3 separate regions of the Homo sapiens genome follow, and regions 1 and 3 are each linked to region 2. The links are chromatin contacts, found by Hi-C or POLR2A ChIA-PET in ENCODE. All regions are on one chromosome and are shown on one strand. The core of a region is the stretch at or near the end of the contact, and the rest is flanking DNA. Distances in the headings are between cores, read along the strand shown. Region 1 overlaps SMG7 (SMG7 nonsense mediated mRNA decay factor). Region 2 overlaps NMNAT2 (nicotinamide nucleotide adenylyltransferase 2). Region 3 overlaps LOC105371646 (a long non-coding RNA gene).

Region 1 (3,558 bases), core at 38-2,537, 230 kb after region 2:
GTGAAACCCCGTCTGTATTAAAAATACAAAAATTAGCTGGGCGTGGTGGCATGCACCTGCAATCCCAGCTACTCTGGAGGCTGAGGCAGGAGAATCACTTTAACTGGGGAGGTGGAGGTTGCAGTGAGCAGAGATCAAACCCCTGCACTCCAGCCTGGGCGACAGAAAAAGACTCCGTCTCAAAAAAAAAAAAAAAAAAAAAGAGTAAATGATTTAAATACGAAATTAGGAAATATGTTGTAATCACCGTATACTGGTCAGTATGCCCTCCGTAACAGCATATGCCATCCTAAAATGTAATAAGAAGGATAGGTACTAGTGAATCTTATTCTAATTTCTCAATAATTTAGTTCTGCAGTGAAATTCACAAAAAAAAAAAAAAAAAGAATTAAACAGCATACCTGCCAAGATTTGCAAAGAGGAAAAGGACTATTAAAATATCTTTTTGTCAGCTCTAGAGTCACTTAGGCTAATGTCCTAAGAGTTCATGGATAATCTCGTGTCATCTTGTTCAAGGAAAAGTGTGTTGGGGGGTGAATAGCTTGTATATTTACTCAGTAAAAGGTACTACTCAGTTCTTTCCATTATTAACAGATTTGTCATCATCTATATTGTGTATATCAGTGTCTGCTCTGAGTTACTGTATTATGCTCTTGAATTGGCATTGAAAACATAATCTATTGTGTGATGAAAACAGAACATGGAGCAATATCAGGCTATCTGTACCATTTACCTTTTCTTAGACATTGAACAACCTTAGTAAATAGTCTTAGGGTTTGACCTTTATAGGGGACCTTTGGCTGCCCAGAAACTTTAACTAAGATAATGTCTGCTCATTTGAATGATGGTCTTGATAGATGAGAATTAGTAATCTTTTACACTTCTTTTTCTTGCCATAAGTGAATTAAAGCAGGGTTGACTAAATCTATTAGTTAGTGATTAACAATTTAACTAGGGATGAGGAGCTGATAGTAAACTCTATTCTTAACTAGCCTGTAAACTCTTAGGAGCATTAACTCAAATCCAGGAGATTCTCTTTGCAAAATAGGATTGTGGTGGCTATAGATGCTAATAGCAAACCTAAAGAAGAGTGATGATTATTCCATTGTGTAGTAGCAAAACGAAGTAGCCCAGCTAGTTATGGGAAATATATAATTGAAAAGCCCATTATTAAGTTCACCTACTGAGGGAGTTTACTGTCAGTTATTGCAATCATAATCCCAGTGATTGCAAAGGTTAATGTGCCTTGCATGACTCTGGCAGACAGCATGGCCCCAATTTTGTATTATGTGTAGTCATAGCCTGACTTTCTGATTACATTCTACACCCAGTCTCTCATCTGACCTCTTTAGCAATTTAATCCTAGTCTTCTAAGTCTTTGTTTACATTAAATGACTAATGTGGATTGCTCACAAAAGTATCTTAGGAAACAGTCTACCGCTCATTAAAATAATACTGTCATGGCTTATTCGGTCAATATATTGAGAGAGGAGTAACTGCAGAATACCAAAGCAACTGCTAGATAATCAGCTGATGTGAGAATTCTGTAAGGACATTTGTGGGAGTCCTTACAGAGACTCCCTTACAGAGACAAAAAAGAAAGAAAAAGTTGCTTTGGAAAAAGAGATACAGTATGAGAGTAAACAGACCAACTTGACAGTCTGTTATTTCAAATGGGTTGGCTTACTGTAAGGCATATAGTTTCCTGTTATATGAAAAGGCAGAAATACAAACAAAAAGCAAAGGGCAAACCATTCTTTTTTTTTTTTTTTTTTAGCCCTTTTCATTTCATGATATTATTTCAAAACTAAAAACAGAAGCATTGTAAACCAGACTTAGTCATTAGTCAAAAGTTGAAAGTCATTTGAAATATAGTAGTATAAAACTTCTGCAGCATTCTATGGAATATATTTAGAGCAGGTTTTGCCTTGGGGATAGAGCAGGAAGGAGTCACTGGTGTGGTATAATGGTTTTAACTGCTGGGGTTTATCTATCTACCGTTATGTTTTTGTTTTTGTTACTCAGATTCTAAGCTGGGTCCAGCTGAAGTCTGGACATCCAGGCAGGCTCTGCAGGACCTGTACCAGAAAATGCTAGTTACCGATTTGGAATACGCTTTAGACAAGAAAGTAGAACAGGATCTGTAAGTATTACCTATCATTTGAGAAGTCCCTGTAAGATCAAGAATTTCACCGAGACTTTAAAACAGTTTGGTTCGTTATTTATTTTTCAACCTGTTGCAGAATAAACTTTTTCAATGGAAAGTAATTCTAGTATTTGTGATATTTGGCCATTGGTATTATTTCAAATACAGTCTTTGGAGGAGGTAAGAAGAGAAATGTTTAGAGTTGAATTCTATTAAGGTCATTACGGCAGCTCTTTTAGGGCCTGTCAAAAAAAACAAATATATCTATTTCAAATACTAAGAGTGTTTGGATTGTCTGTGGTCAGTCTTATAATTAAGCCGCGATTTAAAAAAAAAATACAAGAATAGGCTTTAGAAAAATCTTTCTTTGTTAAACGTGATTCTATAATTTCCCTGTCAGGAAAATGTATTTGCATTGTAAGGAAAGTTCCTTCTTTTAATTAAATAAGTTGGTAGTATTTCCTCCCCTACCCCCAATAAAATGAAAAATTTTGTGTATTTAGACTTTTCCGCTTCTTCTTTCTATAAGGGGCAAAATGGCAGATAACCAGATTCCCAAGTGAGTAATTGTCTTTTGTGGAAGGCTTTGCCTTACAAATTGGAACAGGGACATTAGCCTGATAGAAATTTAAAAATCAATTAAGAGTACTTTGTCTACTAATGTCCGTTACCCTAAGTTTTGGTGAAGATTAGTTTTTTCTATCATTTACATCTGCCTTAGATACTTTATATTTTTAGGAAGTCGAGTAATACAGCTAAATTACGACCATCAAAATCCTTATCCTGTGATGTTAGAGTCAAGGATAAGATGTCATCAGAAATGCTGAGGGAAGTGATTGTCCTCCTAAGTCATTAAAAAGCCTAGTGCTCTAGAGCCTCAGAAGCTGATGTTGATATAGAATTAGGTACTTCCATGCTTTCCAGGTAAGTTGTAAACCTCTTATCTGTGTTTGCTTCCTTTAATCAGGCCAGTAATATCTTCCCTTTGTTCTAGTTTTTTATTCCCCACTGTGGTTTCCAGGTGAGAGAGTGACTGTATTCATCATAACTGGACTTAAACTGATTCCATATATAACTAGATTAAAGAAAAGCATTTTATAACAGGATTTTGGTATGCCATATTTCAGCATTATATTGTTTCTTATTGTAAATAGCCAAATTTGAAATGTGGCTTATGTTTCAATCACAAGAGAAATAAACAAAACTATTAAATAGCAGTGAAACTGAATGCTCTGGGAAATAACTTTTGGGGAAGTAAGAGATATGGCTTACTATTTACAAAATCCCTGCCCCCATATACATGTCACTTGTTAGGGTATAGTCCATCACATTTGGCACTATATGTAGAAATTTGTTAATACCTTATTTTTACTTTGATCTTGCCACCATTGTTCTGAATTTCTACCGGGATT
Region 2 (3,564 bases), core at 602-3,101:
GTCAGTGGCGCCTCTGCGTTGCGCCATAGGATTTCTGGCCCAACTCCCCAACTGTGGAGAGGAACCACACTTGGTATTGCTGACAGGAGCCAGACTAGGCTTATTTCTCGGATTCTGTTGTTCCTCAGGCCCACTTGGAGCCACCCAGGGTTCTAGGTCAGTTCTCTGTTGAAAGGGCACGTCTCTGTAATTCTGACTGCCTATAAGTTCAGTTAGATCAAGCTTGTCCAACCCAAGGCACATAGGCCACATGTGGCCCAGGGTGGCTTTGAATGCAGTCTAACATAAATTCGTAAACTTCCTTTTTTTTTTCTTTTTTTGGAGATAGAATCTCCCTCTGTCACCCAAGCTGGAGTGCAGTGACACGATCTTGGCTCACTGCAACCTCCGCCTTTCAGGTTCAAGCAATTCTCTTGCCTCAGCCTCCCAAGTAGCTGGGATTACAGGTGCCTGCCACCACACCTGGCTAATTTTTGTATTTTTAGTAGAGAGGGGGTTTCACCATGTTGGCCAGGCAGTTCTCAAACTCCTGACCTCAAGTGATCTGCCCACCGTGGCCTCCCAAAGTGCTGGAATTACAGGCATGAGCCACTACACTCGGCATGTAAACTTTCTTAAAACATTATGAGATTTTTTTTTGGCGACTTTTTTTCTTTTTTTTTGCTCATCAGCTATTGTTAGTGTTAGTGTATTTTTTTTTTTTTTTTTTTTTTTTTTGAGATGGAGTTTCGCTCTTGTTGCCCAGGCTGGAGTGCAATGGCGTGATCTCCGGCTCACCGCAACCTCCGCCTCCTGGGTTCAAGCAATTCTCCTGCCTCAGCCTCCTGAGCAGCTGGGATTACAGACATGTGCCACCACACCCGGCTAATTTTGTATTTTTAGTAGAGATGGGGTTTCTCCATGTTGGTCAGGGTGGTCTTGAACTCCCAACCTCAGGTGACCCGCCAGCCTCGGCCTCCCAAAGTGCTGGGATTATAGGCTTGAGTCACCGCGCCCAGCCTAGTGTTAGTGTATTTTATGTGTGGTCCAAGATAATTCTTCCTCTTCCAATGTTGCCCAGGGAAGCCAAAAGATTGGACAGCCCTGAATTAGATGGTCATGTCAACAGGGAATGTGCTGGCCCTCAGCTTTCTCTCATCACTGGTTCTCAACTGAGGGCAATTTTGCAATTGCCAGGGGACATTGGGCAATGTCTGGACATTTTTGGATGTCAGGACTGGAGGGAGAGGGTGGCATGCTACTGGCATCTAGTGGGTGGAGGCTAGGAGTGCTGCTAAACATCCTACAATGCACAGGGAAGCCCCCCTCCCCAACACATCTGTTCCCAAATGTCAATTAGTGCCAAGGTTAAAAATCCCTGCTTACAGCCATGAAAATAAATCTCTTTCCTATTCCCAAGCCAGGGACACACTATCCCAACCAAATATAATATGGGACTTTTATGTTTTAAGCCAAAGCACAAAGAGTTCAAGAGTACGGTCTCTGCCACCCTTTCTTGCAGGACCAGTGCAAACATTTAAGTCAGACAAGCGGCCCCAGCAGGGCTTGAGATCCCACATATGGCCACTGGAGGGCAGCAGTGACTTCTCCCAGTTTGTCCTATGAGGCTAAGGCAAGTTTCCAGCCCAACAGCCTGTGGTCTAGGGCAGCCCTGGAGGAGCAGTCAGCTGTTAGGAGCATGTAAATAGGGTCAACAGACGCTAATGGAGCTAGGAGAAAATGGCTTTTCCTCCTCATTTAGTGTGGAAGGAAATATTAAAAAAGGGGACACGTGAGCCCCAGCGCCTCACACAGCGCAGGAGTCGGGAGGCAGCGAGCTCCCTTCCAGCTCCTCTGGGCTAGCCTCCTTCCCCAGGTCACGCTGATCCAGGGCCACGAGCCAGAATGCACACTCTCTGTCCACACTCCCCTCCCAGGAATCCGGGCTATGTGAAGCCCGGGCCCTGCAGCCCATCCCAGTTTCCACTGCATGCAGCCACCACCTGGACCATGCCAGGACCTGAGCCCAATCTGACAGCTGTGGCTGCTGAGCTGTCCTTTCTCGGAACCTAAGTGTTCTCCATTCTCTACCCCACACTGTCCTTTCTCCATCACATGCAGGTAGACCCTCCCTCTCAGCGAGCACAGGGGATGTGGAAGGGGACAGGCAGAGCCTCAGGGAAGCCAGAGGTGAGAGGTCACTCCCCAGCAGCATTTTTGGTCCCTGGCGGCTGGCTCACCATAACTCCAGAACTGCTATGGAGCAAGAAGAGTAAGCAGAGGCCCCTGCCCCTCCCGAGGTAGCCGTGAGCTAATGGAAGTGAACACAGCAGTACGCTGTGCAATACTGATCACCACTGTCCTCTCCTGGAGGGGACTCCTTGAGTCAGGATGAGGAGTGCCTGATCCACCTGCCCCAGGCGCTAGGAAGGCAAGCAAGGCCATGGCTCAAGCTTGCCACAATACATCTCTGGACTAAGGAAAGAGAAATACACTGGAATACAATGAGAAGTCCTAAGGCTGAGCTCTGCTGGCCAAGGAGACTGCGTGGGAAGGCAGCAGGTGGTGACCAGGCTGGAACTGCAGGGAAGTGGAGTGCAGGAGCTTTCAGCCCAGCCCAGGCACCTTCCCTCCCATCCTTGCCTGTTGGGTGTTCTGGGTCTGGAGAACCTAGAGCCAAATGCTCCTGCCTGTTTTGGGGAGCAACCAGGAAGGCGGGTGCTCCTTCCTGTGGCCTTCAGAGAGTGACTTGCTGGTCAATAAAGGATATTAAAATTAGTAAAATAATCAAGAAGTGAGGAGTTTTGAGTATTCATTCCTTTTGTTTTTAATTAAATTTAATTTTAAGTTAATATAACTTAATTTTTAGTAATGGCTCTATTTAAAACTGGTTCACAAAATTCCTGAAAACTTTACAAATGGTTGTAGGAAACCACCTGAGCCAATTCAGGGACACCACTGCACCTCAGATGAGAGGATGAGACCCAGAGAAGCCCCTTGAAATGACATCACATCTGCCGGGTCTGTGTGAACCAAGTGCTCAGGACAAACCCTGCCTCTCAGGATTGCAGTGGGAGCCCTGACTTCCAGTCCTTGGACAGAAAAGTACCAGGAAGGGATGCTTGGAGGATCTTTTCAGCTGGAAGTTGAAGATTGAGGGTGTGGACACCAGGCTGCCTTGCCCTAGAGCTCCAGGCATTCCTGATGTCACTGACCCTTCTTGTCCCCTGGTACCTGTGCCAGCTCCAGCTCTATTCTGGTGTCTCCCTGCCCTTTCCCCAGCTTCAGACACCTGCGTCTCCCACCATTCTGAAACCCTGGGAAGATTTCAGTGTTCCTATCTGCTTCTCAATTTGCTTGTAGGGGTCATCAACTTCTTCCCACCCTGACAGCTGTGTAACCGCCCTCCACCGGCTCGGGCCTGCCCTGGCCTGCTCTGGTATTGGGTTGGGCAGGCAGCCCTCACACAGACAGTGAAGTGCCTTAGCCTCTGCCCAAGGCTGCAAGGGAGGTGTGGAGGTGGCTTTCAGTCCCCTCTCTGTTTCTTCATCTACAAGCACTGAATGAGGAAGGCCGGGGTGCTCT
Region 3 (3,764 bases), core at 1,176-3,675, 160 kb after region 2:
GGCATGCACAATTATCTCTTCATGCTACCTCATGAATCACATTTGCAAATTTGGGGAACTTAGTAGGAAACATGGTGGAAATGAAAATTTTATCCTGCAAAGACTCCAGTTGACCATGCTGGTTCCAATCAATTTCAGCCTTTTTTTTTTTTTTCTTTTTTTAAATATCACAAGCAGAGGGAGTTTCAGCATTTCGGCAAGTTGTTTCTTTTCTTATCTGCTCTCATACAAGCTCAAGAATTTCTGTTATTCACTGGCTTCTTTAACTCTGTGGCACAATTTCACCTCCTAACAGTACCATCATCTTAAGAGTTAGGATTTCAATATATGAATTAGATAGGGACACAAATATTCAGACCATAACAATAAGCGTGGGAAATTTCTTTGCCCTTTAAATGAACAATATCATGATGAGAAGATACCAGGCTGACCCTTTTAAAAGTTAGTGCTTCTAACCAATGTCAGTTCTGAGTAGCTGAGGACACCGTGGTTTCATTGTCCTGTTAGTGGAGAGTGGTTTTCAGAGTGTCATCATGGCTGGAGAACCAGGTCTGGACACACGATCACTCAGGGGCAAGGTGAGTGAGCTACACATGCCCCTGATTTGACTGTGCAGGCCCTACACCTACCAGCTCAACTATCCAATCCTGTGTTTTGAGGCTGTTTGGAGGTATATGATCCAGGATGCCTGAATCAAACCAACACTAAAACCAGAAATACCTAAAAATGAGGCATTGTAAAAATGATGGCAAATATTGTTTCGGTCTATTTCAGCCTCGTTTCTGTTTTTTTTGTTTTTGTTTTTGTTTTTAATGCTTACCACTGGCCCTAAGCATTCTAGGTGCTAGTTACTTCAACAGTGGTCAAGTGAGAGGCTGGGGAAGGGTGGAGCGGCAACTTTGGAATATGGACTTGTAAAGCTGTTTTGTATTGTTACCTGTGCTTCATCCTATATTAAAATGTTTTTTTCTTTCATTGGAAAAGAGCTTTGTAGTTTTACCTTGGCTAAGCTCTTTCTTACTCAGCGGCTTTTGCAAAGCTACAGTGAAGTCATTTTTGCTTATTATTTGTGCTTCTACCTACTTCCAAAAAGAATCTAAGATGACTTATTCCCCAAACAATTGTGCTAACCTTAGGCCTTCATTCTCTTCCAGACCATCTGTTCCTCTTTACCATGAAGTCATAGTACTATATTTGTGACAGCACAATCATTTCCATGGCAACAGGATGTGGTCCTCATCACTGAATCCTGATTTCACTCTGACAAAGATCAAGCAGCAGGGGATTGGGTAGTATATTCCGACATTTTCTATTCTTTTTCAAGTTTAGCATCTCTCTGAAGAAATTCCTACTTTTGATTCTAAAATTTTATACTCAGCCTAGAAATATGTTTTTGCAGAGTTTACATACGAAGTATTTGCCCAGCAAATAATTAAACATGCAAGCCAAAAATAATTTTGTGTGATTTGAGAAAATTCACATAAATCTATACATACACACACTATGATATGTAAACTTGCTTGAAAGTGAGATGATTAGCAAATGCCATTCTGGTTTGTATAAAAGAAAAAAGAACAGCAAATCCATTTAAAAGACGAGAAACTTCTAAGCCTAAGAAATTTGCTTTGATGACTGTGATAAGCAGTGGAAGGGACCTGACCTAGTTCTTACTCAATGCTTTCCTTATCTTCTTCAGCACAAATAAGACACAAAAGGGCCTTCCCATGTGAGCTCAGACTATCTGACCAGGGAAAGATAGTTGGATAGCTTTATTAATATGAATGACCAATATTCCTATAATTCTGTCCATTTGCTTTGATTGCACACAGTTTAATTACACAGTCTTTGGAGAAATTCCTTAGAAAACTATTGCTATACTATGCAATTGAGTTAAAAGTATAAACTTTAAAAAGGGAAGTAGTTACTACAGCATCAGAAAAAAAAATACCTAATTGGTCCATTAATTTAGCAGCTTTACAGGACAGATGGCAAAGACTGTTATAATGAGGCTCTGCTAGACATATTACATAACATAATATATATCATATATATTGTATATAGCATGTTACATATGTGTAATGTCATATGTATTATATAAGATATATGTGTCAGAGAAAAAGAGTAACTTGTAAGACTTGATCATGTTCCCTTCTTCTGTTCTCCTCCAGCTTCCTTGTTGAGTCTAAGGGGTAAGTCGGGGAAAGAAATAGGGAGAAAAGTTGGTAAGGGACAGAAAGAAGAACTGAAGGAGAAGCTAAAGCAATTTACATTAAAAAGAAAAAAAAAGATAAGAATTACCTGCAGTGGAAAAGATCTGGAAGGAAGGGGAAAGGGACAGAGAAAGTAGGGAGGTGAGAGGTGAAGAGAGTGATTGAAATCTGAGCAGGAGCATTTGGACAGCAGCTGCTCTGCAGCGTGGGGCTTTGGGGAAATAGGAAAGAAGGATTTTGACTAAGTTCCATTGTTTGCGATGGGATGTGATTCATCACTTTGCTACTTCTTCAAGAGCCTTCAGTGAAAATAAATTATTTTTCAAAGCTCATTAAAGGTGGATTTGTGATTCTTTTGAATGAGACAAAATATTCGGATGGACTCTAAGGCTACAGAAAGCCTTATTCTGATTTTACAAATATATATGTAAGCAGCCTCTCTTGAGGAAAATAATAAGTGGTGCTATCATTGACTGCTATCTCTGACCCTCGGAGATTATGTTGACCAGAGCTGTCCCAGTCCCAAATAATGCAATATTTGCAGTAGGTACTGTCCAGAGATGGGTGGCCTTCCATGGTCTGGAGTTTCTAACTCTAACGAAACTTAATTTTAGCCTTAAAGGATTTAGGAACTTAGAAGAATCAAATGTGGAAGGGTAGAAAAAGACACAATGATTGCTTCAGAGAGCCCTAGTGCCAAGCCAGTTTTTGAGGCCTACAAGAAGGCAAAGGATAATTACAGAGAGCATCATGATACCTAAAGGACAGGCTTCACTGACAATTGTAGTATTAAGGCCTGCTTCAATCTCACATTGGTCTGAGTCTTATTACAGACTGTAGTTTCTTCAAAAAATGCAGAGCCTTTACTCACGCATAGGAGTATGGTAATAAGTGGGAAGGAAGTCCTTCTGTGAAGGTCATCATCACTTTTGATCTCATCATTATTTTCCTAGTGTGAACATCATAATAGAGGTTATGTAATGATTCAGGGGAGGGCAAGGTAAGACAAGGTGAAAATGATCATCAGGATAGAAATGGGAGGCCAGGGCAAGAGTAGGAAGGCTCAGCGATTCCCAAGTGTCCCACCTAACATTAGTGCATGAGATGCACGGTGATAAAAAAGAGTTCTGTGAGAAGACAATTTTGGGCACAGTGTATAATTGTTTTTCCCTTGGAAAAATACCCACTTGCATGCTATAGGCTCTGAGAAGTTCCAACAAGAAAAAAATTTCTGCTTAAACTACTGTTGCCCAAAATTATTTGATCATAAAACACATTTTAGCAACAACTATTAACATTCCAAGAGACTGGTATTATTCAGAACATACATTGGCTAATATTGGGGCAGATGATGTATCTAAAATCACCTCATAACAGGTTATATTACTGTGATAGCTTTAAAAAATACTGAAGGGCACTGGCCTACTGTCAACCTGTATTCAATTACTGTGACTTTTGGCCTTCCTATAATTTTGGTGTAGGACTTCACCCTACTATACAATCATGGCTTGCTTCATAAAAACTGGGTAGGGTTTGTATGTAACACTCTACAAA

What was found. A loop is a pair of places that touch in the nucleus more often than their neighbours do. ChIA-PET counts read pairs that join two places held with the same protein, here RNA polymerase II (POLR2A). Pooled maps may share reads with other maps.
Region 1: a pooled map shows a loop between it and region 2 (5-fold over the local background). The contact joins two enhancer-like sites. A Hi-C loop is called at or near these places in 1 of 37 single-sample maps with no recorded cell type and 6 of 50 pooled maps. POLR2A ChIA-PET finds 5 or more read pairs at or near these places in 2 of 52 experiments (A673 and T-cell).
Region 3: a pooled map shows a loop between it and region 2 (2.2-fold over the local background). The contact joins two enhancer-like sites. A Hi-C loop is called at or near these places in 3 of 168 maps with a recorded cell type or tissue (OCI-LY7, Panc1 and cardiac septum), 1 of 37 single-sample maps with no recorded cell type and 1 of 50 pooled maps. POLR2A ChIA-PET finds 5 or more read pairs at or near these places in 2 of 52 experiments (AG04450 and activated B cell).

What each region holds. Positions count from the first base shown.
Region 1 is chr1:183,513,849-183,517,406 of GRCh38, forward strand. SMG7 (SMG7 nonsense mediated mRNA decay factor) reads left to right here. Exons shown (of 23, transcript NM_001375584.1): 3 at 2,026-2,143. Among named protein-coding and RNA genes, the nearest start is that of SMG7, 43 kb to the left of the region's middle. Within about 2 kb of position 1,288, at least 4 of the 41 ENCODE cell types and tissues checked have a DNase peak (open chromatin) inside an H3K27ac peak, as active enhancers do.
Region 2 is chr1:183,280,085-183,283,648 of GRCh38, forward strand. The region is part of intron 7 of NMNAT2 (nicotinamide nucleotide adenylyltransferase 2); the gene reads right to left. Among named protein-coding and RNA genes, the nearest start is that of LAMC2, 96 kb to the left of the region's middle. RefSeq lists enhancers at 1-176, 1,749-1,808 and a silencer at 1,489-1,538. Within about 2 kb of position 1,852, at least 26 of the 41 ENCODE cell types and tissues checked have a DNase peak (open chromatin) inside an H3K27ac peak, as active enhancers do.
Region 3 is chr1:183,442,031-183,445,794 of GRCh38, forward strand. It overlaps LOC105371646 (a long non-coding RNA gene), which reads left to right. Exons shown (of 4, transcript XR_922351.2): 2 at 1,155-1,289. Among named protein-coding and RNA genes, the nearest start is that of NMNAT2, 26 kb to the left of the region's middle. RefSeq lists a silencer at 1,510-1,710. Within about 2 kb of position 2,426, at least 2 of the 41 ENCODE cell types and tissues checked have a DNase peak (open chromatin) inside an H3K27ac peak, as active enhancers do.